Regions from separate parts of the Homo sapiens genome. Here region 1 is linked to region 2. A link is an interaction called in ENCODE POLR2A ChIA-PET data of the cell type or tissue named here. Cell type or tissue: GM12878. All regions are shown on one strand. Each heading gives the region's core, and the rest is flanking DNA. Links, peaks and the distances in the headings are about the cores only.

Region 1 (6,381 bases), core at 1,190-5,189, 510 kb after region 2:
TGGAATTACAGGTGTGAGCCACCGAGCCCAGCCTGCATTCTCTGTAATTAACCCCAGTGTGCAGATGAGGAAACTGAAGAACGTTAACAATAGTAACTCAAATTTCTCTGACTCTTGACTCTGCTTACTTATATAAGGCCTCTAGCTCCTTGCAGATCTTCTAATTTCACTCTTCCCTATCATCTATTATTTCTGAGTGTCCAGATACAGCTTGTGAATCTATACAGTTTGTGTTGTGTGCTTCTGTTGCATACTTACGCTTCTGTGTGTCCCTTACCTAGCACTAGTTTCCAACTAGGTACTGTTGCCACTCTGTTAGGCAGTATAGTCTATTGTGTGTTTTGGGGAGAGTGGAGGTACTTTTTATTTGTACTCTATTGACTCTCAGAAGGTAGCATCATTGCTTCATTATCCCTCAGGGGAAAAAGCAGTCTTCTGCTGGGTGCCACCACACTTTCCTTGGACACTATTGCTGCTTTTCTAGACCACCCTCTAGAACACTGATGGTAGCGAAGGTGAACTGTCCTTTGTGATAAAGAGACCCCTCTTTTGCTTTGTTCTACATGATTAGTGGAGTTGAGAACAGTCTGCTTATCTCTGAATGTACTGGAATTTTTTTATTGAAACTGCAGTTTGCAACTTTTACACAAAATACTCTTTCTTTTCAGAGCTTAGATATGTTTCCATGAGGCTCGGCCAAGGACAGATTTGAGTCATATGTTATATGTGGAATTACTACTCCCTTCAGATGACTAAGATTTGTTGCTAGGTCGAGTTTTTGTCTTTTCCCATCTCTCTCTCTCACTTCCTGTAGGATGAATTTCCTCTTAGTAGCCTCTTTGTCCCCCAGTTTATCCTTCCAGATTTGTTCAAGGATTTCTTAACCAATCATTTAGACTCAAGCTTGACTCATTTTCATAGAGAAGAGACCATTTGGTTTTGCAGTACCCAGTGTGCCCTCTTCAAGGTGTGAGTCATCAACAAAGATAGAATTCTGCTGCAATTTGATTTTTGTAAAAATAAAGTGGTTTCAGCTGATGAAGCAGAACCAATAGGGGCTATCAAGTTGTGCTGCTTAAATGCATTTTTACATTTCAACCTTTTCAAAGATCTTAATTAAAAAGAATGCCCATTAGTACCCAATACTCCAACCAGTACTCCTTTCCCTTTTTGAGTTTATGCAGCGTATCATTTTTTTTCATGAATTCTGTCAGCACGTAAGAGAATATTGTGAAAGTAAATAGCTTTTTATCAAAATTAAGCAGCTTTGCAAGGATACAGTTCCATCTGGATATGTTTTCAAAATGCATGGCTGCAAAGAAAACTCACCCTGTTGCTGAGATACAAATATTTTATTTTCTAGTGATCGAGTGTTGGTAATGCTTGAATTTAAAGAAAAGCATGCATTAGAGAATTGCTAATGGTTTCATGGGGGTAATTTCAGTAATATTCCAACCCTTGAAGTTTTTTATGAGAAGGTTTGAGAGCTTAGGGTCAGATTTGTGTTATTTAGACTAACGCCCATGGATCAATCCTTCAACAATATTGCTAAACCAAGCTAATGTAATCAAATAGAGGATTCCTCTATTGTGGCGCAGTCAAGTTTTCAAAGTTGACAAGTAAGATGAATTTAGAAGAGAGAGAGTTTATTAGACAATATAAAAATAAAAGTCAATCTTAAAGCTTACCAATGAAAAATAGGCATTTCAGCTGTGCAAACTGAATACAGCTGAAATGCTAAGGTCATGTCTTGTGTAGAAAGGGAGACACAATTTCATTCTGATTCTACTGACATTTTGCTTTCTAGGTGTTAGGCACTGAGCTAAGTACTTAAGATAGCTTAATAAAATATGATTTACAAATCTCTAAAATTCTTTAAAAAACCTCTTCCTTTAAGTATTCCTTAGTGCTCATATACATCTTATTTTTCAAATTGAAATTAGTTTAATAATTACAATGTGTGTTTACTGTAGAAAGATTAGGAAATATAGTCAAGGAAAACATTTCTAAAAATCACTTATAATTTTATTATCCAGAAATAACCATTGTGTCATCTGGGTGAACATTTTTCCAGGACCATTTCTATGCATGTACTTCATTTTATAGGGATATATTTCTAAAACAGCTTACACTCCTTCCAACTTGCCTTCTTCTTGACTGTAGCATGCTAATTATTATTTAGCTTCATAGTGATCACTCAAAGTCAGGATTATAAACATCAGTTTTTAGTCTGTTTTTGCTATATGAAGTCTTCATTCTAGAGTTCTAAGAGAGGCAACCAAGAGGCTACTTTTAATCTAAAGGAGGATTTAGGACTCAGAGCAATACCACAATAGAGCAAGAGTGCAAATTTCAGACATTATTCTGAATTATCTGTGGATTCTCACTTGCAGAGAATCTATGGATTCTCTACTTGATTGGTAGGATGTTTTGAAATAATGCTTTAGTCTCAAGGGAGGGAATATGCATAATTATTTAAATATATTAGTTGAAGCAAAACTGGACCATGGGTTTAACTGTTGTTACTAGTAGGCAGACTAGTTGATGGGTTATATAAGCTTATAGTATGAGAGATACTAGAAAACATATCAAAGACATTTCTCTAAAGATCTCTCTCACCACCTACTTCAGTAATGTACAGCATTCACCATTAGAGCTACTTCCTTGGTACAGGGCATTAAAATCTCTGTGAGAATGCAAATATGTTATGTGGGAGGGAAAGTACCATCATCTAGAAACATCTGAGTTTGAATGAGTAATGGAACTCAGCAAATAGCACAGTGCCTGGCATATAGTTTGTATGACAACTAGTTTATTAATTGGATGTTGAAAAAAGGGCACAGAGGATTTGATATAAGCTTGAACAAAATGGCCCAGGAAAGCATCAAACACAAAAACAGCTTCTCTGCTGTTCTCAGTTTATGGAATGTGTAGTGTTCACAGCTTTTGGAGTGGTGAACATCCCAAATAGAATAGATGAGGAAAATGTGTTGTACCTTTTGCTACTCTGCAAATGGTATTTGGACAGAAGATCAAATTCCCTCATCCAGTTTTAGTTGGATATTCTTCTGGAGATGACCAGAGAAAAACTGAGTATCTTTAAGGGTAAAGAAAGTTACCCAGTTTTCTAAATTGGGCTGAAGTTATTGCCACGTTTCAGCAAGGACATTCTCACCTAAGGGTATGAGGCAATGATATGAGTGGTGAAAACAAGTCTCATTCTCAGTTGATTTATGGTTAATGCTTCAGATCAAGAGTTTGCTCCTCTCCTTCCAGAGCACTCTACTTACAGGAAAGCTACTTGAGAGTAAAGAGTATAATGCTGAGTTGAGTAGTAAAGTTAGACTGCTTGGCTTGGGAGTCAGGATCTACTTACGCTATCTGATGAACAGCTATCACCCAGAGAAACATGGCAGAGTATGGGATTCTGAAAAGACAAGAAGCAGCTTGACTAACATTTGATAAAGAGCAAAGAAATTGGGCACCTGGGTGCTCTCTTAGCTAGGAGTCAGGGTAGCATTCTGAGTATCTCTATATCCAGAAAGGAGGAAATTTAGGGAAGCTTGAAAAGGAGAAAAAAATGCACCAAAAGATAAGACTGCTTCTGTTTCACTTTACCATGCATGGCCAGCACAGTATTCTTAGGCCCATGAGGTCCAGGAGAGGTAGGAGTTTCAGGATATTCCGTTGGTTTTGCTTCTATTTTCTCTTCTCATTCCTTGGATTTTATATTTTTCTCTATGTCCATTTGTATAGGCGAGAACATTTTGTAATAGCTTTGGATGAAGAAAATAGCTGTAAAGTGTTAAAAAATGCCAGGAAGTAAAAACTCAGTTAAAAATTTATTTACCTTTCTGCCATCAGCTTTTCTTTTTATGGGCAGATATTTTAGTTATGAAAATTCCATTTATGGTATGAGTATCAGGAGAAACCCAATAAATGTAAAGTAATGCACTTTAATAGATGCTCATATTTAATTTTTGTATTTTTTATTTTAGAAATGCTCTTAAAAATATGTGGCTCTTGTCTTTGGTGAGAGAGACATGAAAAAAAATCTCTGCATTCCAGGAAGCAGACCAGTTTTAATTAAAAATGTCAGTCTAATTTGTCTTCCTCCCAGAGCTACCGGTATTTTGCCTTTGGGCTGTTGTGTAGACTTATGTATCATTTGTCTGAATATAAGTAACTCTCATTTTCACACTTGCCTTTTCTTGCCTAAATCCTGTGTAGGATTTAGACAACCTAAAGTTTGTCAAAATGGTTGGTTATAGTGGCAAATTAATTTCATATCTGGTGTGTGTATGTATATATATACACACACACTTTATATATATATATAAACTTATGAATAGAAGATGATTTTATCTTTTGTGTGAATGAAACAATAAAACATGGTCCTGTTGGGGGTCCCCATGATCACCCTTCAATGGGATGATTCACTAGAAGGACTGACAGAACTTACAAAAGCTGTTACAGTCATCATCATCATACATTACAATAAAGGGATACAGATAAAAACCAATAAAGGGTAAAGATGCATAGGGTAGAGTCCACAAGAAATGGGTGTAGTCTTCCAGTTGTCCTCTCCCACTGGACGGACACAGACAGCACTTAATTTTCCCAGCAACCATGTGTGACAACATGGGGAAAGTGTTGTTAAACAGGATTGCTCATCCAAGACTTGGTTGCCAGGGTTTTATTGGGTGTCAGCTGTATAAGCATGCAAAGCATGACTGACCTTAGCTACTCAGTGTCCAGCATCTCTCTCTCCTCATCAAACTGATTCAGTGTGGCCCAGGGCCCCAGATGTTCATGATAAATCACACTGTTAGCATGTTCTCTGTGGTGTGTCCCAAGGCTCTGGGTATACAAAGACTTTTAATCAGGCAGCATATTCCAAGGGCTTAGAAGTTATTTCACAGGACCCTAACAAAGGTCAGTCCTAAGAACCTTTGGAATGTGTAGGATTTAGACAACGCAGGCCTGCTGAGATTACCCTTTACTACACAGTGGTGGTGCCAAATACAAAGGCTTTTCACATTAACCAGAGTGCTGGATTACTTCTTTGGGAAAATGGTAAAGGCATTCCTTTGCTTTTAAAATGTTGAAGCCAAGTGGACAAACATTGTCTTACCTCAAGGGTGCCTTTTCTGTTGTGTATATGTTCTAAGGGGAGACTAAGTAGCATTGTGGAGGCCAACAGAGGCCTGGTTTGTGGAACAGCCACTATCGCTGGTAGTATGTGCATTGTCTCTAGAGGGCTGTGTGTCAATGTTAAAATATTATATGGAAGAGGAAACACTACTTGGTTAACTATTTGTTTATCTGTGTAAATTTCTTTATCTTGTTGTACAGCATAAAATCTGACAGAGAAGAAAACACCAGGGAATGATGAATGAACATTTTTATTGGGAAAACTGAGAACAAAAGTCTGGAGTAAAGAGTGATAAAAATGGTTAAGCTTGTGACCACACATGGGTGTTCCTGAGAATCAACAAGGAATTCTGAGAGCAGGGTGTATGAAGGATATTCAGTAAATATTAATTCAATATGAAGATACATTTCTCCAACTTCCCAGTTTTCTTGGAGGGCAGACTGTGAGGATATGATATGTTTTTGGTCTTGTGTTTACTTGTCAATCTCACTTGGTTTCAAACATTTAGAAGAATATAATGAATATATAGGATATTTGGGTGTCTGTGACTTATATTTAAGACTTCTTACTTTTAGTAACAGGATTAATTTCAGACCCAACCTGTGGGTAGAGCAGCGGCACACAGTGGTGGGAATTTAAAGGAAAGCCATGGCACTGATTGTTAAAATGTGAACTGTAGTATCAGGTAGCAAACTGGATCTTATTCCACATAGAGCAAGGTTTAGTATAAAGACCAGTTTACTCTTATGGTATCCATGTAAAATTTTACATCTAGAAATTTGAAGTATCCAGCAAATATAAATTTTTTATTCAAATGTTATTTTAAAATTATACTGAATCCTCTGTGATTTGGATACTAAATTTATAAAAAGGTAAATTTGAGCATGTAGCAAACATAGATCTGAATAAACTTGGTGCTTTAATATTAGTAGTGATGGCTAAACATGTTTAATGAGCAGACAACTTCATAGGAATAATTAGTCAAAACAGTAAGGTCTAATAAAAAAATTTGAAGCTGAACTAGAAACTCAGTTTTATGTTTGTCTTTTTAAATTTATGGATGATAGAATTGTATTTCGGGTTCTGCCAAATTGGTTGCATAAAAGAACATCCTGTATTTTTCAGTAATTAATTTATAAAATGGTTTCAGATTTTGTTGAAGAGAAATTGATTTGATAATTGTTCTGTCTTCCAAATGTGTTTTAATTTTATACTGTACAATTCAA
Region 2 (6,381 bases), core at 795-4,794:
TGTGCAATCTTTTAATTAATATCCTCTTGCCTGAGCTTGAACTTCTCTTGTGAGGAGACAGAAAACATTTTGCTTCTGACCAGAAACTGCCATCACACATGTTTCTTTGTTCTTTGATGTTGACACAAGTATACAGCCTTTGAAGAACTTTTACTACTGCGGCAAACTAGACATAAGGCCACTTGTGTGCCCTCACCTTTGCACTGTCTTTTTCTCATCTTTTTAAACTTAGCTGTTGTGGAGAGAAGGACAAAAAAGTACACAGGTGATGTTGGTGTGCTGGAGTATATACAGGATTGAAGTTTGATTTACGTACTTCACTCTGAGGGAAACACAAACCAGGCACAGAAAGTTGGATCCAGTAAGAAATCCTTAGTATTGGGAGGGAAGGGGAAATTCTGAATGCAGATGTGTATGTCTTCTGGTCCAGCTGCCTTTGAAATAATTTCAACATCTTCTGAGAAAAAGGAGGTGGAAGAGAAGAGTCGTCTCTTTAAAAAACCTTAGTAGGACATCAGCACATGAGCATGCCGGTTTGGCTGTGCCTCTAACAAAAAGTATCACAAAGGGAAGAGAGATCTTTTCCCCCTATGCAGAATAATATATTGCCTAGCTTTGGCATTTCAAGGGCCCCAGTGCCTCAGCTGTAGCAGCAGATAGCAGTGCCCAGTGGATGCAGGGTTGCTTAGCACAGGCACCAAGAGATAAATAGAAGGGCAGCAAGAGCAGCCCCTGGCAGGAAGCAGACATCCCTTGGGGACTCTAATATTATTAAGGGGTCCTTTGATAGAGGCCAAATTCTGCATAAGAGATAAAGGCAAGAGCTGGCAAAATTTGGAAGAGTGAGAGATTGTGTGACCTTTTATATACCTGCAGGCTGGCAAGGTCTGGGGAAACTCAAAGTACACACAGTTTAGAGAAAAATCCTGGACCACTGCCTGCTACCCCAGTTCCAGACATCACAGAAAAAGGGGTACATGTCCATATAATAAAGATCTCTTTCAAAAGTCTCAGAAAGGCTTTTCAAATACGTACAGCCAACTGATCTTTGACAAAGCATACAAAAACATAAACTGGGGAGTGGACACCCTATTTAATAAATGGTGCTGGGAAAACTTGCAAGCCACAGGTAGAAGAATGAAACTGAATCTTTATCTCTCATGTTATACAAAAATCAACCCAAGATTGATTAAAGACTTAAATCTAATACGCGAAACTATAAAACTTTCAGAAGATAACATCGAAAAAACCCTTGTAGACATTGGCCTAGGCAAAGAATTCATGACCAAGACCCCAAAAGCAAATGCAACAAAAACAAAAATAAATAATTGGAACCTAATTAAACTGAAAAGCTTCTGCACAGCACAAGAAATAATCAGCAGAGTAAACAGACAACCCACAGAATGGGAGAAAATCTTTGCAAACTACATATCTGAAAAAGGACTAGTATCTGGAACCTACAAGAAACTCAAACAAATCAGCAAGAAAAAAAATCTCATTAAAAGGTGGGCAAGTGACATGAGTAGGCATTTCTCAAAAGAAGATATACAAATAGGCCAGGCGTGGTGGCTTACACCTGTAATCCTAGCACTTTGGGAGGCCGAGGCGGGTGGATTACTTGAGGCCAGAAGTTCAAGACCAGCCTGGCCAGCATGGCAAAACCCCATCTGTCCTAAAAATACAAAAATTAGCCGGGCATGCCTGTAGTCTCAGCTACTCAGGAGGCTGAGGCACGAGAATTGCTGGAACCCAGGATGCAGAGGTTGCTGTGAGATGAGATGGAGCCACTGCACTCCAACCTGGGTGATAGAACGAGACTCTGTCTCAAAAAAAAAAAAAAAAAAAAAGCCCACAACAAAACAAAAACCAAAACCAAACAAACAAAAATGGCTCAAAATCACTGATCATCAGGGAAATGTAAATTAAAACCACAATGAGATACCACTGTACTCCTGCAAGAATGGCAATTATTAAAAAGTCAAAAACCAATAGATGTTGGCATGGATGTGGGGAAAAAGGAATGCTTCTACACTGCTGGTGGGAATATAAATTAGTACAACCTCTATGGAAAACGGTATGGAGATTCCTTAAAGAGCTAAAAGTAGATCTACCATTCGATCCAGCAATCTTACTACTGGATATCTACCCAAAGGAAAATAAGTCACTACATGAAAAAGACACTTGTACACATAGGTTTATACCAGCATAGTTCACGATTGCAAAGATGTGGAACCAACTTAAGTGTCCATCGACCAATGAGTGGATAAAAAAAATGTGGTATATACATATATACACCATGAAATGTTACTCAGCCATTAAAAGGAATGAAACAATCTTTTGCAGCAACTTGGATGAAGCTGGAGGCCATTATTCTGAGTGAAGTAACATAGGAGTGGAAAACCAAAAACTACATGTTCTCATTTATAAGTGGGAGCTAAGCTATGAGTACACAAAAGCATACAGAGTGATATAATGGACTTTAGAGACTCTGAAGGGGGAGGCTGGGAGGGGGGGCAGGGATAAAAAACTACACATTAGGTACAATGTACACTACTCGGGTGATGGGTGGACTAAAATCTCAGAATTCACCACTACATAATTCATCTATGTAACCAAAAGCCACTTGCAGCCCAAAAGCTATTGAAATAAAAATTTAAAAAAATATATTAAAGAATTAAAAAACCCAAAAACAAAATCCAAAATTCTCAGAAAGGCTTTTAAAATATGATACATGGGAGAAAACCCTGCAACAAAGACATGAGGTCCCATCATTATTGTGAATTAGCCCCTTGATCAACAACCATCACTTGAACATACACGGACTGCAGCAGCAAATGGGTTAGAAAAATGGGAGGCTAGCTATTTGTTCTTTAGGGAGACAGAGCTATTAGGGCGATGTCTGGCTGAGTTATTGAAGGAGAGGGATGTGTTCAAGGTACAAAATGGGTCCTTGAAATAGTTTCTCGTATGATGGCTCAGAAAGAAAAATAGGACTCCAGCCCTTCACATGACGGCAACCACCATTTGTTACTGTCTGCTGCATCTAGACTGGAATGGGGTCTGTCAGTGAGCTTCATGTTGACACAGGTGCTGGGGAGAGGTTGAAGAGGGGGAAGTTAGCTGGAGACACTGCTGTCAGGATCAGCACTGGGGCAGAGAGGAAGCAGCTGCGTTTCGGTGGTAGAAGTGGGAGGGGAAGGAAGAGGGGTCTGCAAGGGTTCTGTACATCCTGCACTGACAGAACTCAACAGCCCAGCCCTGCCTGGCTGGCCCTGGACAAGATAGACCCTGGGCAGCAACTGGGAGAAGGGAAGAGGAGAAGGGGAGCTCCTGGGGCCAGAATCATTCAGCAGAGGCTGTGGTTTCAGTGCATACCTTTGTGTGAAAGGAGTGCACCAAATCATTGAGTTGGGCTGTAATTCCAAGGGCTATAATTATAATTCCAATTCTTTTTTGTTTGTAATATTTCAAATTCTTGGTTCCTAGATATTGATCAGCAAAAAATTCCTCAGATGGCAATAGCCTCTTTTCTCCTGCAGCTCTCTCCCCACCCTTAGCCCTTACAAAGTAGAGCAGGAAGCTATTTTCTTTCCTCATTTCCATGGGAGAAGGAAAAAAGAAATAATAACAAAAGCCCATATTTGTTGAAGACTTTCCATGAGCTGGGCACTCACAACAATCCTGAGAGGTAGGTATTAATATTGGCCCCATTTTACAGATGAGGATATTGACGGTCGTTTACCCCTGCTTATTTCCTTCACAGTGCTGATCACAATCTCTAATCGTCTTATTTATTTGTACCCTTGTCTGTTCACTCCCATAGAGTGTGCACTCTATAAAAGAGGACTTTTGTCTATTTTGTTCGCTATATATGTGCAATGTGTAAAAGTGGGTGTGTGGCACATCACAGATTCTCAGTAGCTTGTATTTCTGTCAGGTTTTGGATTTGATTTTACCCCACTTACAATCAAATAATTTAGCTTGTTACTGTTTTATGATTGCTGGAAGAAAATACAAGACTTCTGGATCAGAGACAGACTGTATTACTCACAACACATTAAACAACATGAGCATCAGCAAGTTTGTGTCACTTGCCCTTGTCCCCAAGTCCCATAGGGATGACACAGAGGGACCCAAATTCATGCTTTATATGCAGTCGGTTTACATCACAGCTGTGGGACAATGACACTAAGCTTGGGGAGCCCAGAGTTTTGTAGCAAGCGGTAAGGATTCCCACTCTTTGTCCCAGAGGCCATGTTACCTCACCCCTGAAAATTTCTCACTGCCACTATTAATATAACCCTGAGAAATGTCCCTGGAAAAGAGTTGCCAGGGCCTTGCATTCTTGGCATGCCCAACAAGAAGTATAGGAGCATAAGAGATCCAGGGAGGAGTGTCTCCCAATATCCTACCCCACTTACCCCACTTAATTACTTCATGCAGAAAATGGGGATGACAGTATCTACTTGATATAGTAGCTATTAAGTGAGTTATGTGCTCAAATGTCACTTTTTCAGTGACACATTCCCTGACCATCCTACTTAAAATAGAGGTCACACCTCCAGCATTCTCTGAAAATACTACTTTATTGCTTTATTTTACTTCACAGCACTTACCACTATTGAATATACTCAACATTTCACTCATTTATCTCTCTCATTGTCTGTCTTCCATGAAATGGAATGCAATGCAGGGATATCTTTCATATCTCTCTGTCCTGCTTATGACTGGATCATCAGTGCCAAATTCAGGGCCTGGCACATTTTAGGCATAAATAATAAAATACTTGTTGAATGGGTGAAAGCACCCAGCCCAGTGCTTGACACAAAAAAGGGCTTCATATATACTAGTTTCTCTTCCACCCTGCTCATGCCTGTCTCCCTTTTTTTCAAACTGCCCATACATCCATCAATCCCCCAACCATGCTTGGGCTCCGGTCCACCCTCCCACCTGCTCTATCATCCCAAGCCCCTGCTGAGTTGCCCGTGCACACCCAAGAACCCACCCTCCCTCTTCTCCTTTTTCCTTCCTTCCATTTGGCCAGTGGGGGTGGGAATTACTACCTTCTAAATCTGAATCTGAGCGCACACAGAAAATATGATGGGGGTCCCACTTTCCACAGGAGCAGTAAAAAAAAAGATAATCATAAATTCTCCCATGTTATTGAGTGCTGAACATGTGCTGTATCATTTACACGTGTTTGCTCAAGTAGTCTTCACGGGAACACTGGAGGGGGAAGTATTATTATTGTCCTCACTTGACAGATAAGGAAAATAAAGCTCACAGGGGCTAGATGACTTAACCCACCTATAGCTGGGACCAGAACCCATGCAATATAACTCTAAAGTCCATGGTCCATTGAAGGGCCCAGGAACTGAAGGTAAGTCTATTGAAGACAGAAGGTATTAAATGAGCCAAGGGTATGTAATTTCTAACCTCTCCATGGACTTCCTGCCTCCTCCCTGAACTTCTGAGCTACTCAGTGGGCACTTGTATTAGCCTCTCTTTAATGCAGAGGCCTTATCTCCATATCTGGTCTAGACTGCAAACTTATTGTGGATAAGCCCATGTGTTATTACTGTCTGTGGCACTCATAACTTTCACACAGCAGGCTCTTAGTAAACAACAAAGGCAATGACCATAGCATCAGCAGCAGGTGTTGGAGTCACAGAACTAGGTTTGAATTTCAGCTTTGATTTGAACTCGTTTTGTGACCACGGGCACTTTGTTCCACCCCTCTGAACCTGTTTCCTTGTCTGTAAAATGGGCATAATACAAGTACTTATTTCAGATGGTTGTAATTTACAAATGAATTCAAATGTAGTGATTAGAACAGTGCTTGGCATGAAATAAATATTCAAGAAATGTTAGCTATTTATTGTTGCTATTATTATTAGAATCCCTATATGCCACTTTAATATTCACTTTAAAAATATAATCTTATCACACTTGAACATAATAGGTGTTATTACTATTTTATACACATGTCTCAGAAAGATTAAGGTAACTTTTACACAGAGTGACAGAGTGAAGTTTTGAATCCTCGATGCTATTTCTGCTACATGAATTGAATGGTTTCGTCTTTTCTGAAGGAGTGGAATGGTGGGCTTCCTTGATTAAGCCATTTCTTTAATGAAATGCTTGACCAAGACCCTAACAGCCACCAAGCTATGGAGGATCTTACTCAGTTATCTCCAGAAACCTGGCCAGAGGGAATGGGGTGAGGGAGAAGCTGAAGGCAAGGTGAGGGGGTGTGTGTGCTGGCTTTCTGAGAAGCTTAGGGTTAGAACAGGGAGTTGAGGAAGGGCCAAAGTAGAATTAAATTCAAATGCAGGTGATTTCACTGAGGCTAAGAAAATGATACCCCCCTACCCTCCACCC

Evidence for each region. Peaks named below come from ENCODE experiments on the same cell type or tissue, not always from the same donor. Only the 100,000 strongest peaks of a DNase experiment are listed, where the experiment ranks them.
Region 1: POLR2A ChIA-PET joins it to region 2 with 11 read pairs; 2 of 35 experiments call an interaction of 5 or more read pairs at or near these places.

Annotation. Positions count from the first base shown.
Region 1 is chrX:121,256,030-121,262,410 of GRCh38, forward strand. No RefSeq gene overlaps it. Among named protein-coding and RNA genes, the nearest start is that of MIR3672, 110 kb to the right of the region's middle. In GM12878, for the core only: no CTCF peak of the experiment used is centred there; no DNase peak of the experiment used is centred there.
Region 2 is chrX:120,746,199-120,752,579 of GRCh38, forward strand. No RefSeq gene overlaps it. Among named protein-coding and RNA genes, the nearest start is that of C1GALT1C1, 120 kb to the left of the region's middle. RefSeq lists an enhancer at 3,032-3,141. In GM12878, for the core only: no CTCF peak of the experiment used is centred there; a DNase peak (open chromatin) is centred at 3,105.